2 separate regions of the Homo sapiens genome follow, and region 2 is linked to region 1. The links are chromatin loops, found by intact Hi-C in ENCODE. Cell type or tissue: MCF 10A. All regions are shown on one strand.

Region 1 (4,000 bases):
GGTGGAAAACTTCATCACTGCAAATGCAAAAGAGCCCCAGAAAGCAAAAAACTGAAGTGCAGCCCACAGGTAGGCAGCCTCTGGAACTGGAAGGTAGCTGCTTGAACCTTTAGATGCAAATATCGATGCTTAAGAAAACCGGCCACTTTAGCAACAGATATTTTCCCAGGAGAAGGCAAGAACTTGTGCATCTCCCTGTGCCCATCCCTATCTCTTCTAACAACATTCTTCAACCTAATGATGCAACTAACATTTGCCTCCCTCATGCAGCCTGTGGTCTTGCCCAGCTCCTGTTACGTGTCTGTGTATGTGCGTGTTTGTCGACTGTGGTCTTTGTGGCTACTTGTTCATGGATGATATTGTGTTAGTGAACTGTGGAGACTCACTTTTCCAGGCAGGAGCGGAGCCATGTCACCACTGATCCCTCCCTGCCACCACGAGTCTCCATCATCTCCTGCTTCTAGGAGTCCACTTATTCCCTGAGAGACCAACCCCTTTTGTTGATTTAGGGATGGGTTTGGGTAGGAGCATGGGCAGGAATCTCCAATTATCCTAGGACCTGGGGAGGTTTGCATCACCGTCATTATAGTTCCTCATGGACCCTCTTCACTCCTCTACAAGAAACTCGCTTCCTTATTTCACCCTCACATGAGTCTATCCTGAAGGTCTCTTAGTATTAATAATTGGAGATTCAAAGCAAGAAGCTGGTGAGCCCAGCCATTGCCTTCAGGCAAGCTACTCCCTTTCATGATCATTTTTTTCCAGGAGGCCTCCACTGAGAAGTCTGCATCAACCCTGCCCTTCTGCAGAGTTCCCAGTGATTTTAGGCTAAGGGCTTCTACTCTACCCCTGGGGAATGTGACCCTTGCGTATCTTCTCAGCAATAACCCCATGGGCTCTGGGACTGTACCCCTCTTCAACCTTCCCTGCTTCTGAGATTTCAATCTACAAGCCAGCTCATCAGGATGCAGACTCCTATCCCTAAAGTTGGGTAACTGGCAGGTGATGGCTGAGGGACCCCCATTCTGTTGGGGCCAACACACTGGGATGGGCAGAGTGAGAGTAGGGGTCCTTTGATTCTCTGCCCATGTTCCCTTGGTCAGACAACAGAGACAAATCCTGCATCCTTTGCTTTGCCTGTCAGTATTCAGAGTTGTGAGTGAGGAAGGTTAGAGATCTGGAAGACTCTGTATAGCCCTGCTGCAGAGGGAACAGCAAGAGGTCAGAGGTTACAATAAGAACAGTAACTCAAACCAGTTTCTGCCCCTACTGTCCTCCATGTTCCTGTGGAAACCAAACTGCTGCTATGACCATACTGCTGTTCTCTCTATTGTGATCTATCCTCTCAACAACAGAAAAAAGACATAAAATATTGTTTCCAAAAGAAAGACACAACCTGCAGCCACAATGCAAAGGAGCAGGCAGAATACACACAGTGTGAACCCATGCTTCCATGGCTCCATGCAAGCTAAGGCTTGCCTGTTTCAGTAACAGGCCCCACATGTACCTGCCCCACCCTTGCCTGAATGCTGTGGCTTTGGGTGAACTCCCAGAGGCTGCCAACTCCCAGAGGCCGCTGATAGGCCCTCCACACCCTCTGCCACTGCTGCTTCTGCCCCTGCTGCCCACAGGCCAGGGCAGCAGGCACCTTCATAGGCCCCAACAGTGAAATCCAGAACTGCTTCTGTGGAGGAAAGTGCAAGCAGGCCGCATGCTCCACAGCTGCCAGTCTTTACTGCCTCAGAAGAGGGGGCCTGCCCTCCCCAGTGAAAGTCTGACAGCACAGCTACCCTGCTCTTGCCAGACCATTTCAACTGCAGCCCAGCCCCCATAAGCCTGTTGTCTCCCTGCCCCTGCCTAAGAGTTCTGCCAGTGACCCAGGGACCAGACTACCATTCTCAATCACATCAAGCACCTGAAATGTGGGCTGACACAGTCCTGGTCCAGCCCCTTTCAGACTCATACATGACATTCAATGGGCCATATAGGGGCCTGAGAATAGAGGAGTCATCTACTCTAGTCCACCACTGCTGGCACCTGACCACCCCCACCCCCAGGGTCGGAGGTTGGACCAGCCCAACCAGCCAATATCACCACAACTGACACCCACATACACAGGCCAAATGACAGAGCCCCTACTCCTTTCTACATGAAGCAGCAGGGTTGCTCCATCAGAGAACAGGCAAGCCATAAATCTGTCTGTATTGAGCTGAGTGAAGAGGTTCCATCCCCAAACCACTCCAGTGGAGAACTGTGAGTCAGGTAATTTCCATGGCTCTCAGCTACACTGTGGCCTGGAGATAGAAAACAGTGCATCTGAAAGGAGAGTCATTAGCACCAGGACAGGGGTGTAAAGGAGAAACAGATCACATTCCTGCATATCTAGGGTGTGAAGTCAGTGCAGCTCCCTTACCCCCTGCAGAGACCTTGGTGCATCTCACTAGGAGCTCCCCCAGCCACCCCAGTCAGGGCTGGTGCCTTCACTTGTCATTGGGATATTTATGGGCAAGGCAGGGCTGGTGCCTTTGCTTGTCATTGGGGTATTTATGGGCAAGTCAGGAGTGATTACATACACAGCAGCTTGTGCCCCAGCTGGGTCTTTGTTAGTGCCACTTACTGGCCTGCAGGTCTGACTGCACAGCCCAATGTAAAACCTAATAACAAAAGTGCACAACCAAAGGCAAAGAATTTACCCAACATACACTACAGTTACACTCTCTAGAGGAAATATATATATGTGTGTGTATATATATATGTGTATACACATATATGTGTATACGTGTATACATATATATGTGTATACATGTATACATACATATATGTAAACATACATATATACGTATGTATATATACACATATATACACGTATATACGTATATATGTGTATATACGTATATATGTGTATATATACGTATATACACGTATATATGTGTATATACACGTATATACACGTATATACGTGTATATATGTATATATGTGTATGTATGTATATATGTGTATATGTGTATATATGTGTATACACATATATACACATATGTGTATAGATATATAGATGTGTATAGATATATAGATGTGTATACACATATATATGTGTATAGATATAAAGATGTATATACACATATACATATATGTGTATAGATATATAGATGTGTATACACATCTATATGTGTATAGATATATAGATGTGTATACACATATATATATGAAAAAAATCCCACCTGAATGAAAATAAATTCATAAAGAAGTGGCAGCCTCTCTAGATGAGAAGGAACCAGCATAAGAATTCTGTCACCATGAAAAATCTGAATGTTGTAATGCCACCAAAGGATCACACTAGCTCTCTAGAAACAGTCACTAAGGAAAGTGGAAACTCAAAATGACAGATAAAGACAGATAAAGACATTTTAAAGATAAAGACAGATAAAGACATTTTAAAGATAAAATGACAGATAAAGAGATCAAAGCATGGTTTTGCAAGGAAGTTCAATGAGATCCAAGAGAAGATTGGAAATCAACACAATGAAACCGTGAAAGCAATCCAGAAAATGAAGGAGGATATTAATATCTTTAAAAAAAAAACAGAACTTCTAAAAATGAAAAATTCACTTAAGGAATTTCAAAATGCAATTGAAAGCTTTAACAATAGACTAGACCAAGCAGAAGAGGAAGATAGGTTTTTTTTTTTTTTTAATTTTATAGGGATGGGATTTCACAATGTTGCCCAGGCTAGGCATAAACTCCTGGACCCAAGAGATCCTCCTGCCTCAGCCTCCCAAAGTGCTGGCAGTACAGGCATGATCCACCACACCTGGCAAAAGATAGGTCTTTCAAATTAACCCAGTCAGACAAAAATAAAGAAAAAGTAATTTTATAAAACAAACAAAGCCTTTGAGAAATATGGAATTATGTATAATTCAAGAAAACTTCCTTCACCTTTCTATGGAGGTAGACAGCCAGATACAGGAAATTCAGAGGACACCTATGAAATACTATACAAGG
Region 2 (4,000 bases), 45 kb after region 1:
ATTTGGGCGAATGAAGGGGAGAGAAGGAACCGGTCTTTTAGCAAGATCATATAGCACAGTAGTTAATATCATGGCTCTAGATCCTGGTTGCCTGTGTTTAAATTCTAGTTCTGTTACTTTCCAGTTATGTGATTTTGGGTAAATTGCTTAACCTCTCAGTGCCTACTGCTTTCCCATCTGTAAAATGGATTAATAGTACAACCTCATAGGGTTGCTGCACAATTAAAAAGTAAATATATGTAAAGCTCTTAAGATAATACCTGGCACACTATATACACAGCTTCCTTAACCCTACTAGCAAATCTAAATCTGTTCATCTCTAAAGCTTGAGTTATTTTAGCATCCAGGTATTTATAATCTTGGAATATTAGAGCCATCCTTAACCTACTGTACCCAAAGATTCTCTCATCTAAGGCCAAGTTAGGATGTTTTTATCTAATATAAATCCTATCCGATTCAATAGAAGCCTGATATCTTTATTTGTGGTCACCAAAGAAGAGCAATTCTGTTTGTTTCTTTAAAGTGGAAGAGTGTGTAAATGTTAGGAGAGTGAACCTGAAGATAAGTTTTAAAATTTCAGTCTCAGGGATATGCTTATAACCTAAGTTCAGAGTGTGAAGATGATCTATCTGATTGGGAAGCTAAATACCCAAGTGAAGTTATGTGACTAAATTTAGAATTTTGTTTTTCACTCTTTGGTCAAATTTAAATCCAAACCAAATCCAAATAGCATGGCCTGTTTGTGCAGTACTCTGGTATATCAAAAATGAATGGAAAGTCAGGCATGGTGGTGCATGCCTGTAGTCCCAGCTACTCAGGAGATTGTGGTTGGAGGATCACTTGAGCCCAGGAGTTTGAATCCAGCATGGGCAACATATCAAGACCCCATCTCTTAAAAGAAAAAAAAGTGGACATCCTTGACACAGATTGGCCTAGTTTTAAGAATAGAAAATGGGCTGGGCGCAGTGGCTCACGCCTGTAATCCCACCACTTTGGGAGGCCAAGGCGGGTGGATCACTTGAGGTCAGGAGTTCGAGAACAGCTTGGCCAACATGGTGAAACCCCGTCTCTACTAAAAATACAAAAATTAGCTGGGCATGGTGGTGGGCACCTGTAGACCCAGCTACTCGGGAGGCTGAGGCAGGAGAATGGCATGAACCTGGGAGGCGGAGCTTGCAGCAAGCCAAGATAGTGCCACTGCACTCCGGCTTAGGCAAAAGAGCGAGACTCTGTCTCAAAAAGAAAAAAAAAAAAGAATAGAAAATGATGACTTAAAAGGCTATTGAAGAAAATATGTTAGTTTGTTTTGCATTGCTATAAAGGAATATCAGAGACTGGGTAATTTATAAAGAAAAGAGGTTTATTTGGGTCATGGTTCTGGGGGATGTATAAGAATCATGCCAGCATCTGCTTGGCTTCTGGTGAGGTTTCAGGAAGCTTATGATTATGGCAGAAGGCAAACAGGGAATCAGTGTATCACGTGGTGAGAGGGAGCAAGAAAGAAGGGAGGAAGTTCCAGACTCTTTTAAACAACCAGATCTTACCTGAAGTCATACAGGAAGAAATCACTCATTACATGGGGAGAGCACCAACCCATTTGTAAGGGATCAACCCCCATGACCAAGCCACTTCCCACTAGGCCTGCCTCCAATATCGGAGATCACATTTCAACATGAGATTTGAACATCCAAACTATATCACAAGGCACAAGAGATGTTGGAGCAACACATAGCTCTTTCTAGATGTTTTGATGAGTTAAATGCAAAAAATCAGAAATACATGTCAGGAATTTTCCTGAAATGACACAAAGTTACAAAAATTTACACAAAGGCCATGGGTAGTGGCTCACGCCTGTAATCCCAGCACTTTGGGAGGCTGAGGCGGGTGGATCATCTGAGGTCAGGAGTTCAAGACCAGCCTGGCCAACATGGTGAAACTCCATCTCTACTAAAAATACAAAAATTAGCCGGGTGCGGTGGCAGGCGCCTGTAATCCCAGCTACTCTGGAGGCTGAGACAGAAGAATTGCTTGAACCTGGGAGGCAGTGGTTGCAGTGAGCTGAGATCGTGCCACTGCACTCCAGCCTGGGCGACACAGTGAGAGTCCGTCTCAAAAAAAGAAAAAAATTACACAAAACTGCCTGAGGCAGAATAATTTAACAAGCACCAAATGTTTGGGAAATAGTTTGAGACAAACCTTTATTCAAACCCATACATGTTTATGCTTGGTGTATGTGTTCTGTAGGGTATGAATGTCTTTCTGTGTGTATGTGTGTATGGTAGTTGGTTGGGGTAAATTCTGTAAAATAGAATCATTGAATAATTGTAGTATAATGATCCTGAAGGCATAGAGCTCTTCAGTTCACATTTGAATAGTCTGAGGTTTTTGTTTAGGAGTGAACAAGAATACCATTTATTATTCTATTTTACTGGCAAAAATCCAGAAGCTGGCAAAAAGGAAAACAACTTGTAAAGAACAACATTAGCACATCCCAATATAATGTGTGTGAATCATTTGGCAAAGGATCTCTTTACTCATGTCTCCTTCATCTTTTTCAATGTTGGCTGCATTTTAGAAATATCTAGGAAAGCAGATTTTGAGGGGTATGAGGGAGAATATAAAATGAAATTCATCCAGTCACATCTCTTATAGCTCCAGCACTACAAGCCAAATGAGCGTAGACTGGCTCCTCTGTGTGAGGAGCTGCCGGATGTAGTAAAAAGATCATAAAATCTAGGTTCTAGTCATAACTACCATTTATTTGAGCCTCAGTTTTCTCATGTGTAAAATGACAATACCAATTTCTGTGCTGCCAAACTTAGAGTTGTGACAATCCAATGAAATCGTGGGTGAAAAGATGCTTTGTAAATTGTATAGTGCTGTGCCAATCCCAATACCCTCCCTTCTTTGTGCACTCTGATTTTTAATGTATTTTTTAATTGACAAGTAAAAATTATATAAATTTATGGTATACAACATGATGTTTTGATATGTGTATGTGTGTACATACACACATACACACACATTATGGAATGACTAAATCAAGCTATTTAACATATACATTACCTCACATACATCATTATTTGAGATGCAAACACTTGAAATCGACTTTCTTGGCAATTTTCAAGTAAACAATATATTGTTATTACCCACAGTTACCATGATGTACAATAGATCTCTTAAACTATTCCTTCTGTATAACTCAGATTTTGTGTCCTCTGACTAACATCTCCCTAATACACACCACCCACCCTCTGGGTAGTTATCACCACCATGCTATACTATATCTGTTTCTATGAGTTTGACTTTTTAGATTTCACATAAACGATATCATGCACTATTTGTCTTTCTGTGCTTGGCTTATTTCACTTAACATGCCTTCCAGGGTCATCCATGTTATGACAAATGACAGCATTTCCTTCTCTTTAAGGCTGAATAGTATACTATTGGGTATATATGCCACATTTTCTTTATCCATTCATCCACTGATGGGCACTTAGGTTGATTTCATATCTTGGCTATTGTAAATAATGCTGCAATAAATATGGGAGTGCAGATGTCTCTTCAATATACTGACTTTATACCCTTTGGATATATACTCAGTAGTGGGATTGCTGGATCATATGGTAGTTAATTTAATTTTTTTTTTTTTTTTTGAGACAGAGTCTTGCTCAGTCGCCCAGGCTGGAGTGCAGTGGCTCGATCTCCGCTCACTGCAAGCTCCACCTCCCGGGTTCACGCCATTCTCCTGCCTCAGCCTCCCGAGTAGCTGGGACTACAGGCGCCGGCCACCACACCCAGCTAATTTTTTTGTATTTTTTTTAGTAGAGACGGGGTTTCACCGTGTTAGCCAGGATGGTCTCAATCTCCTGACCTCGTGATCCGCCCACCTCGGCCTCCCAAAGTGCTGGGATTACAGACATGAGCCACCGCGCCCGGCCGTTAATTTAATTTTTGAGGAACCTCCATACTGTTTTCCATAATGGCCGCACCAGTTTAC

What was found. A loop is a pair of places that touch in the nucleus more often than their neighbours do. Peaks named below come from ENCODE experiments on the same cell type or tissue, not always from the same donor. Only the 100,000 strongest peaks of a DNase experiment are listed, where the experiment ranks them.
Region 2: it touches region 1 in a loop (3-fold over the local background); 1 of 110 quality-filtered maps calls a loop at or near these places.

Annotation. Positions count from the first base shown.
Region 1 is chrX:73,875,581-73,879,580 of GRCh38, forward strand. It overlaps the pseudogene FXYD6P3. Among named protein-coding and RNA genes, the nearest start is that of XIST, 25 kb to the left of the region's middle. In MCF 10A, no CTCF peak of the experiment used is centred here; a DNase peak (open chromatin) is centred at 1,521.
Region 2 is chrX:73,920,732-73,924,731 of GRCh38, forward strand. No RefSeq gene overlaps it. Among named protein-coding and RNA genes, the nearest start is that of JPX, 22 kb to the right of the region's middle. In MCF 10A, no CTCF peak of the experiment used is centred here; a DNase peak (open chromatin) is centred at 2,470.